3 separate regions of the Homo sapiens genome follow, and regions 2 and 3 are each linked to region 1. A link is a contact called in ENCODE Hi-C or POLR2A ChIA-PET data. All regions are on one chromosome and are shown on one strand. Each heading gives the region's core, a stretch centred on a gene start or an enhancer-like site at or near the end of the contact. The rest is flanking DNA. Distances are from core to core; before and after follow the strand shown.

Region 1 (3,181 bases), core at 299-2,798:
AAAGACTGGAGAAATGCTGAAAAAATGATTTCTACATTTTTCAGAATGATAATGTCTATCAGAGCTATGAGCTCAGGAGAGCAAGTGATCATCAGGTTTCACTGCAGAAGTCTGAAAAGCATAAAATATCTAAATAGAAAGCACACACAAAGCCCATTTCATGGAATCATCTATCTGGTTTTTGAGTCCTCATTACAAAAAAAAAATGCTATCAAATAGTCATTTTTGTCAGTGGCACTTATGGGAGACACAAAAGACCTCAGAGCCCACCTTCCTCTTCTGAGGACAGGGTGGTACTTGGTGATGATAATAATATTGATACCACTGAGTAAGCAAAGCAATTTGGAGGGGTTAGAGAGAGAGTTGGAGTTTATATACTTAGAGAAAGAATTATGTCTGTAGAGGTAAGAAGAGCTAAATATATGATTTTAAATTCTTGTTACTGGAAAATTATAGGTGCAAAATGCTGTAAGCAAATATATCCCACTATATACTAAAGTGTGAATGCAACAATCTATGCAATTAACTAGATAATAATGATGCTAAACCGATAATTTTTAATTAAACTTTGTTATAAATGTATCATAAATATTATCAAGTTATCAGTTTAAAAAAAAAGGCAACAATTAATCATGAAGCAGTGTGTCTGGGACTTCCTGTGAATTTCCTAATTTCTACCTATAAGTATGCACAATAGGAGTTTTGCCATGCTGTCAATTACTGAGTACCATTTGTTAAATTACTATTCCTCAGTAAGCTGAAAAGTGCACACACTTTAGTTTATGAATACTGAAATGTAATAACTCTTACTTGAGACACCTTCTGTTAGTGACAAAGATAAAAGTCAATGGAATTGAATCCTCTGAATCCTCTGGATGGATGCCCTGTGAAGAAAGACCTGAATTTTGCATTTGTTTTTGACCCAGCAGGAAGATCTTTGCGGACTAGCAGTGGGTCACAGAATATAGTTTGCTGTAAAGACAACCTATTCCTTGGTGATCTTAAATGTAAAATCAGAACTCCGTGAAGATGAAAGGACTTCCTCTCTTCCATTTACTTCTATCCCCTCGTCTTAGCTGTCTCATATTCAGACTGAATAAAACTACTCTAAACTTCTTCCACATGGCAGCCTATTAATTAAAGAGGGCTAATTTTGTCCCTATGAGTCTTTGGTCCTCCAGGCCATGCATTCCCATGTCTTTGGTCATGGCTTAGAATTTCATCACAGCCTGGTCACTCTGCCCAATAGCAAATCTGGTGCTGAGTTGAATGGCTGAGAAGGAGACAGGGAGAGAAAATACTTGGCAGAAAAAGTGGCATACAAAATAAGCACAGAAAAATAGGAAAAGCACCTGGTAATCTCACGACAGAGGAGATGGGGAGAAAAAATACTTGGCAGAAAAAGTGGCATACAAAATAAGCACAGAAAAATAGGAAAAGCACCTGGTAATCTCATGACAGAGTAGAGGGGGAGTGATCATCCAGGCAGTGAGCACATTAGCCTGCCAGGAATGGAAGGTCCTTGGGAGGAATAGAGGAGGTGGTGCTGGCAAGCTAGGCTGGAACCAGATAGTGTCCTGCCCAGCTGAGAAATTTGGACTTTACTCTGGGAAGAAGCCAAGAAGCCTTTTGAGCACAGGAATAAAATGTTCAAAGTAGTATTTTAAGAACATTAAATCTGACAGCAATCTAAGGCTAGCCAAGAGGCAAGACATTCAGTTAGAAGACCACAAAGCGTTAGTGATTATGGGCTTGGACTCTGGAACCAAACTGCCTGATGTGGAATTCCTGCTGTGGCATTTACTGTGTGAACTTGGACGAACTGCTCAGCTACTCCAAGCCCATTGCCACAATTGCCAAGTAGGTATAGTAATATTACCTACTTTATAGATTTGTTGTGAGGATTAAATGAGTTAATATGTACAAAGCACTTAGTATATGACATTATCATCTAAATTATCATTATTATTATCATTATAAAGCCACACTGGGTATAACATAAGATCCTGAAATGGCATGATGATAAAGGAAATGTAAAGGAAGGGACGTATTTGAGAATTATTGCAAATGATATTTCTTACCTTCCTCCATTGCCTCCCTTTGTCTTGCCTCCTCTTGCTGGTCAAAGATATAGGTTTGGGTCTAACTACATGTGAGAGTATAAAGTCATGAAAAAACGTGTTTGAGGCCGGGCACAGGTTCATGCCTCTGATCTCAGCACTTTGGGAAGCTGAGGTGGGCAGATCACTTGAGTTAAGAAGTTCGAGGCCAGCCTGGCCAACATGGTGAAACTCCATCTCTACTAAAAATACAAAAAGGAGCCAGGCATGGTGGCACACGCCTGTAGTCCCAGCTACTCAGGAGGCTGAGGCACAAGAATCACTTGAACCTGGGAGGCAGAGGTTGCAGAGGCCCTCCAGCCTGGGTGACAAAGTGAAACCCTATCTCAAAACAAAACAAAATTTGTTTGATAGACAGGAAATAAATTCAATTTCTGTCAAAAAAATCTAAACATATCCATTAACTTGTAGACACTTTACAGAAAGGGTTATATCTGTACAGACTATATCCCTAAACTCTTGGCTCACATAGAAACTCCAGGATTATCCCAAGTGTCCTATTCACCTCCTCCAGCTATTCTCAGTCTACAGTCTTTCCTGAGCCAGAGGCTAAAATGCTGAACTCATATGCTCAGATACTGATATACCTCCAGTGGTTTTTTTGTTCAAAATGTAGAGTTTCAGATTCTAAGATCACAGGGTTTGAGGTTCTAAAACTTCATCATCATTTTCCATTAATTAGACAATTTAATTTTCAACTTACCATCTGGGAATTAGGGTTTAAATTATTAAAACTAATTTATTAACATACTACCTTTAATTCCTCATAAAACAAAAATATTACATATAAAAATGTCCACAACTTGCTTGTATCTCTTTGTCATCCACATGTCTACTTCTTGTACTGTTAGAATTGGTAAGTTTACATGGCCTAAAAATTAAAAGGAAGGTTTCTGATGAGTTAATTATATTCAACTCCTAGAACCTCAAGCCCTCCCTATCCTTCATACCCAAGAATGAAAATGGCATTGGAAAACATAGAGTTAATTTTTATTAGTTTACGATATTATATAGTTGGAGAAATTCCGGGAAAAAAGAAACCATTGGACTTAACATGTAGA
Region 2 (3,052 bases), core at 10-2,509, 36 kb after region 1:
CCCCATGACCCAAACACCTCCCACCAGGCCCCACCTCCAACACTGGGGATCAATTTTCAACATGAGATTGGGAGGAGACAAATATCCAAACCATATCATATACTGATATGATGATGTTCATAAAAAATTGTTATTAAATGAAAATTGCAAGTTGCCAAACAAAATGTAAAGCATGGCTCTACCCACAAAACTGTAAGTGTTTATGTAGATATCTATACATATTCATGCATGTGTGTGTGTGTGTGTGTGTGTGTGTGTGTGTGTGTGTGTTACAAAAGATTACATAGACATAGAGAAAGTCTGAAAGACTAGGCACTGCAGCGGCCATGACAATGTGAGGCTGATCCCAGCCAATGAATAAATGCAGTAAGAATACAAAAGCAGGTCCATTTCTGGGAGAGGCACAACTCCTGACACAAGACTTTGCCTCAAAGTCTGTGTCTTTCTCAGTGAAACTTTCTCAAAACTGCATTACTATCTAAGACCTTCCTTCCTTCTCTCTCTCTTCACAGGCCTCAGGTCTGCATTTCAGTCAGATGACTCTCCTCCTCTCCCCTGACTCACTCTTCATTGTCCTTACAGGTGTTTTCATTAATAAATCTCTTGCATGTCTAACCAGATTGGCATCTGCTTCTCGGAGTACTCAGACTAAAACAAAGCTGACAGTGGTTGCCTCAGAGAAGTGAAAGTATACGTAAATGTTTGCTGCAAGCATTATTACTTTTGCAAATTATTTTTCTTAAAGATCCAGAAATAATAGGAACAGCAATATAAAATGTGTGTGTTTAAAGTGAGTCTGTTTTTGTCACGAGCACACAGGAACATATGCACAGACTCACATACAGGTATTCTGGTACTCTATCAACAGAACAGGTAATGACTCCATCTAATGTTTGAACAGCACTTTATAGTTTTTATTCTCATTAGACCTCTCCCGTGACCTTGGCAAATAGGTAGATCTTCATGTTATGAACCTCTTTTTACAGCAGAAGAACTTCAGCTCTCTGAATCTTAGACCTCCTAATCCAACTCATTCTTGGTTCTAGTCTTGAAACAGCACTAAGCCATTCATGAGAGATCCACCCTCATGACCCAAACACCTCCCACTAGGCCAGTGTCCTTTCCCATTCACTAGGTTGCCTCTCTGTCCTGAAGAGCCCAGGGAACCTGGATGTGAAGCTACACCCCTAATGAACCAGCATGCAGCAGCTACACCCCTAATGAGCCAGCAGGCTGTACACAAAGCTCACTTTGACTTGGCGGCTCTGGGCAAATGTCCTGCATCAGGCCCACCCTTCTTGTCTGCTTGGGTCTGTTTGTGTTAGAGGATGTACTAACCACGGGGACCATCACAGCTCTGCAGAGTTTTGAAAAATGTAATTATTAGACAAGATGAATTTTTAGCAAGCAGGTTCTCATAGCTCTGTTGAAAAGTACTGGTACTTTAAATCTTTTCTTAAACTATTCCTCTCCAGGTGGTTAGCACCAAGTTGAAAGAAAGCCAGGCTGGAATTCCTTTCTTGAGCACACGGTAAACAGACATCACACAGTCCTCTATTTACCAGGGCAGGGATTGCCAACTGACTGTGGTCTGGAAACCTTATCTGCTTTGTTCCCTTCCCATTGCCCCAGCATTTGCAGAAGAGGAACAAACTTCTAGGTTCCTGGACTTGCCTGAGAACCAGGCCTGCAAACATGCACCGCCAGCTCCAGATACTCTAGGCATTGATTTGTGAATATTGTTATCATTATTATGGTCATTTTAACATTGGCAAATTTGGTCCAAAAACATATGGCTTTTCAAAAATTAATGTTTGTTGAGTAGTTACTACGTGTCAAGCACTGTTCTCAACACTTGAAACTTGAATTCTCACAACCTCCCAAAAATCGGATATTATTGTCCTGAGGCAATATCAAAAAACCTGAGACCAGAGAGGTTAAGTGACTTGTCCAAAGTCACACAGCAATAAGTAGTAGAGCCAAAGTTTGAACCAAGGCCATGTGATTTCAAGTAAACTCGTTTCATAAAACTACTTATCATCTGAGAAAAGCCAACTCTTAAAAAAGTAGTTTTCTCCCATGTATGTTTTCTGATTTCTCTTTCTCTTCCCCACCCCAAGAGAGGCAGCTGTTCATCTTCTTTTCCCATTATCTCTTTCACAGTGATTTTTTTTTTTTTTTACTCTATGGAAATCTCGTTCTCAAGGCATACTTGAATTGAGACATAATCTACATTCTGACTGTACCCTGAGAAAGGGAGGCAGGTGTTGACTTGGCATTGAGGGCAGACCTGATTCAGACAAGGCGAAAGGAGAGACCAAATGACTTAGGAGGAAACAGAAAGGATTCCACGATGGCACAGAGCCTGGGACAAGCTGAACCAGGTTATGACAGAGTAAGTACTTGTAAGTTCTCCTAATGCTGTTTTAAACTAATAACTCAAGATTTTAAAACTATTTTGAGATCTATGTGCTATCATCTCTAGAAGTGGCCTAGGAAAATGGACATAAGAAGTTGGAGAGTGGGCCAGGTGTGGTGGCTCACGCCTGTGTAATCCCAGTACTTTGGGAGTCTGAGATGGGTGGATCACCTGAGTTAAGGAGTTTGAGACGAGCCTGGCCAACATTATGAAACCCTCTCTCTACTAAAAATACAAAAAATTAGCCGAGCATGGTGGTGGGCGCCTATAATCTCAGCTACTCAGGAGGCTGAGGCAGGAGAATCTCTTGAACCCAGGAGGTGGAGGTTGCAGTGAGCCAAAATCGCGCCACTGCACTCCAGCCTGGGCAACAAGAGCAAAACTGTCTAAAAAACAATAATAATAATAATAATAATAATAATAATAATAATAATAATAAAGAAGTTAGGGAGTGGAACGGGGGGGTGGAAAACTACAGCATCATAAATGAGAAGTAGAAGATAATTTCAGTGTGGGAAATGGAATTTTTCTTTACTGGAAGGTAGAAGATTTTTCAAAAATTATAGGCATTGTAAGTAGAATCAAGAGCTAGCACCACCAAATCAATCATACACCTATTCAGAAGGCTGCACT
Region 3 (3,453 bases), core at 552-3,051, 63 kb after region 1:
AGCTCCTAGACCTTTGGGGAGCAGTTTGAAACCACTGTTCTTATGCAGTCCTCTCATTTTACAAATGAGGAAGCTACTAAGAACATTAAAAATGGCCCCACCAGCAGCCAAACAATGATGTTCCCAACTGAACATAAACAGTGAATCTGAACAATGCTCACACAAGGCCACTGCTGCTACGTTTGGAAAAAGACAGAGACATGGCCACTCCACAACCTCAACAATCACAAAACATCCCCTCTTCTGACTAACACAAGTGACTTCTCCTAGCCCAGCTTTAATCCATCAGCCTCTTTGATAAAATGTATTAAGATACCTGGTCACCAAGTTGACCCTCCCTCTTGACACAACACAACCCGAAACCAGCCTCTGCTCTCCTAACCCCTCGTGAAAATCATCCAGCATAAGCCTGAATCCTGTAAGGGGGCCCCCCACAGTTAATCTCTGGTGTGTCCTTCCTTGCTACTGCAAGCCCCGTTAACCTAACTTTTTGTTTTTACTCCAGGTGTGTTCCTAATGGTCCTTGGCTTTAATACTACCCAGTTAGCATTCTAAGCTATGTCCTCAAGAAAAGCAGAATAGCACCAAGATTTGGCTGAGAGAAAAACAAATAGGTGAGCTCCTAGAGTCGTAAATAAACATGACAGAAACAAACAGAAGCAAATTCTGATCCTTAACAGACAAAATGCTATTGATCTCTGCACGTTTAGCCAGGGGGCAACTGCTTGACGGTGACTCTTAGGTGGAAGGAGACCCACCAGCAACTCTGTCTGAATGCTTTGTGCCACTCACAACAGCCAGCACAGCACCCAGTGTGGACAGAATCCCCTCAGGAATGCAAAAGCACAGAGATGAGCCAGGCACCTGGAAAAGGCTGTCATTATTTAACCCACATTAGCTTCACAGAAATTCAACGATATGTCAATTATATGCTTCTACAAACAAAGCATACTATGATAAGCATCATTCTGGGTTGGATATCAGCACACAGCACATGCAGAATTTTCAAGTCTGCCCCAACACAAACACAAAGTCATAGCAATTTCCATGCTGGTCCTGAAATGAAGGCTGCGATTTTCTTTGGGCCTCACAGATAGTGTAGATTCAATAAACATTTCTTGAGTTGGATTTAATTGACCAGAATCCTCCTTAAAGTAACCACAGTTGAGCTGGAACCAACCTTGGGTTCAATATGTGGTGTCCATGGACTAAGAGGGGAGGTTTTGCCCCATATTACTTTGCCAATGGTATTCATGGTAGTGGTTGCTGTCATCACGCCACTCCCTGGAGCCAGTGGGAGCCCCGCCCCTTCTGAGTTGGGACCGGAGCTCATGCCACTGCAGCTGTTCAAACTTCAGCTGCAGACCCAGGCCTCCTGCTCTAGGGAGAAGGTAGCAACCGCCTAACCTGCAGCTGTGGATCCCAGCCTCCCTGTGCTCTTGGGGGCGCTGGGAACAGGCAGGATCTGCCCTCTCAGGTGCAGCTGCAGCTGCAGCGCCTGCAGCCTGCAGATCTGGGCCTCCAGCTCCAGGAAGCTGGCAGAGCCGGGAACAAGCAGGAGCCCTGCCCCTTCCGAGCTGGCCAGGCAGAAGCTCCCGGGTGCAGCTGCGCCCACCCTCCCAGGCACAGGACTGGGGCGTCTCTGCAGCCTGCACCCTCCAGTGCCCCAGGGAGGAACCCCCGCCTCCCAGTCCCTGCAGGCTCAGGGGTGTCTGCTCCTACTGCCTGGCCTCTCTCTGCTCCTAGCACCTGCTCCATTCTCAGAGCGGGGTTGGGGCCAAGCCCCAGGGCCATGAATGGCAGTCAGAGGCAGACAGAGTCCTGGGTGGAAGGGGGCGGGGTCCCCAGTAAGGCCCCACTTTCAGGCCAGGGAGGGCCTGAAGGCTGTGGGCTGGACTACCAGTCCTGCTAACCGGAGTGGGGACTCCTGGTGCCTCTTCCAACCCACCTATGGCCACCCATGGACCAATCCGCATGCACTTCCTTCCCTCTGAGGTCCATAAAAGCCCTGGGCTTAGCCAGAGGATGAAGAAGGCAGAGAGACTACAGGACAGGACGACCAGGTGCGGAATGGAGTATCCTCCCTGCTGACAGCTGGAGACAATGAGACGGCCAGCTGCAGAGAGGAGCTACCCTCTCTGCTGAAAGCTTCAGAGACTTGCAGAGACTTTCAAATGACTTGCCTGTGGAGAGGAGCCACCCTTTCCAGGGGCTCCTCTCTGCTAAGAGCTGAACGCTCAACGGATGACCTGCCTACAGAGAGGAGGACTTTTTATGCCTACTTCAGTCCTATTTGGGCATCATCAGTTTTTAATTAAGATGGAATCTCGCTCTGTCACCCAGGCTGGAGTGCAGTGGCGTGATCTCGGCTCACTGCAAGCTCCGCCTCCCAGGTTCACGCCATTCTCCTGCCTCAGCCTCCCGAGTAGCTGGGACTACAGGCACCCGCCACCATGCCCGGCTAATTTTTCGTATTTTTAGTAGAGACGGGGTTTCACTGTGTCAGCCAGGATGGTCTTGATCCCCTGACCTCGTGATCCACCCGCCTCGGCCTCCCAAAGTGCTGGGATTACAGGCGTGAGCCACCATGCCCGGCCGCATCATCAGTTTTCAGTGCCTCTTAGTGTGCTTCTTTCCAGTGCCGCCACCTGCCGTGAGTCTCTGCTCATCCTTCAAGGCCAACACTGAGATGCCACCTCCTCTCTGTGCTCCCTCTGACTGCCTTCTCCCGAAATACAGTCCACAGAAGCAGCAACTGCTCTCTTAGTTTTCCAAAATACCTTATGTACTCATTGGGGCTGGGTGCAGTGGCTAACAACTGTAATCCTAGCACTTTGGGAGGCTGAGGTGGGTGGATTGCCTGAACTCAGGAGTTCAAGACCAGCCTGGGCAACATGGTGAAACCCTGTCTCTACTAAAAATACAAAAAATTAGCCAGGAGTAGTGGCACACACTTGTAATCCCAGCTACTTGGGAGGCCAAGGCACAAGAATTGCTTGAACCCAGGAGGCAGAGGTTGCAGTGAGCCGAGATCACGCCACTGCACTCCAGCCTCGGTGACAGAGTGAGACTCTGTCTCCAAAAAAAAACAAACAACAACAAGAAATACCTTATGTACTCATTGGACTAGACTTACTTATTTTACATATCATCTCCATGACCAAGCTATGGTTTTTCTTGAGAGTAGAGCATTATATGCATCTTTGATCTCCAGATATATGGAAATAAATTTCGTAAACATTCTATGTGTTAGATCAAATCGCCTTCCAAATTTGTGTTTTGGCATACATTGAATGATTTCCCCTTCAAAGAAACAGAGTGATTGTGTATAAAGATACTCATATGCTGCTATTTCAACCCAAAGATGTAGTGTTTTTGTACATGGCAGAAACGACTATGGGCTTCATAGCCAGCCATCCTATCCCAGCAAAAAGGGCCCAGGAACAACCTCCG

The links. Hi-C counts contacts between places; a loop is a spot of excess contacts on that map. ChIA-PET counts read pairs that join two places held with the same protein, here RNA polymerase II (POLR2A). Pooled maps may share reads with other maps.
Region 2: a loop to region 1 is called in a map of prostate gland, with 2.2 times the contacts of the local background. The contact joins two enhancer-like sites. A Hi-C loop is called at or near these places in 1 of 168 maps with a recorded cell type or tissue (prostate gland) and 1 of 50 pooled maps. POLR2A ChIA-PET finds 5 or more read pairs at or near these places in 1 of 52 experiments (Panc1).
Region 3: a loop to region 1 is called in a map of heart right ventricle, with 2.4 times the contacts of the local background. The contact joins two enhancer-like sites. A Hi-C loop is called at or near these places in 1 of 168 maps with a recorded cell type or tissue (heart right ventricle) and 3 of 50 pooled maps.

What each region holds. Positions count from the first base shown.
Region 1 is chr15:45,890,423-45,893,603 of GRCh38, reverse strand. All of the region lies in intron 2 of LOC105370802 (a long non-coding RNA gene), which reads right to left. Among named protein-coding and RNA genes, the nearest start is that of SQOR, 260 kb to the right of the region's middle. Within about 2 kb of position 1,548, at least 8 of the 41 ENCODE cell types and tissues checked have a DNase peak (open chromatin) inside an H3K27ac peak, as active enhancers do; they include prostate gland, where a contact is called at or near this core.
Region 2 is chr15:45,853,903-45,856,954 of GRCh38, reverse strand. All of the region lies in intron 2 of LOC105370802 (a long non-coding RNA gene), which reads right to left. Among named protein-coding and RNA genes, the nearest start is that of SQOR, 220 kb to the right of the region's middle. Within about 2 kb of position 1,259, at least 4 of the 41 ENCODE cell types and tissues checked have a DNase peak (open chromatin) inside an H3K27ac peak, as active enhancers do; they include prostate gland, where a contact is called at or near this core.
Region 3 is chr15:45,827,844-45,831,296 of GRCh38, reverse strand. The region is part of intron 1 of LOC105370802 (a long non-coding RNA gene); the gene reads right to left. Among named protein-coding and RNA genes, the nearest start is that of SQOR, 190 kb to the right of the region's middle. Within about 2 kb of position 1,801, at least 2 of the 41 ENCODE cell types and tissues checked have a DNase peak (open chromatin) inside an H3K27ac peak, as active enhancers do.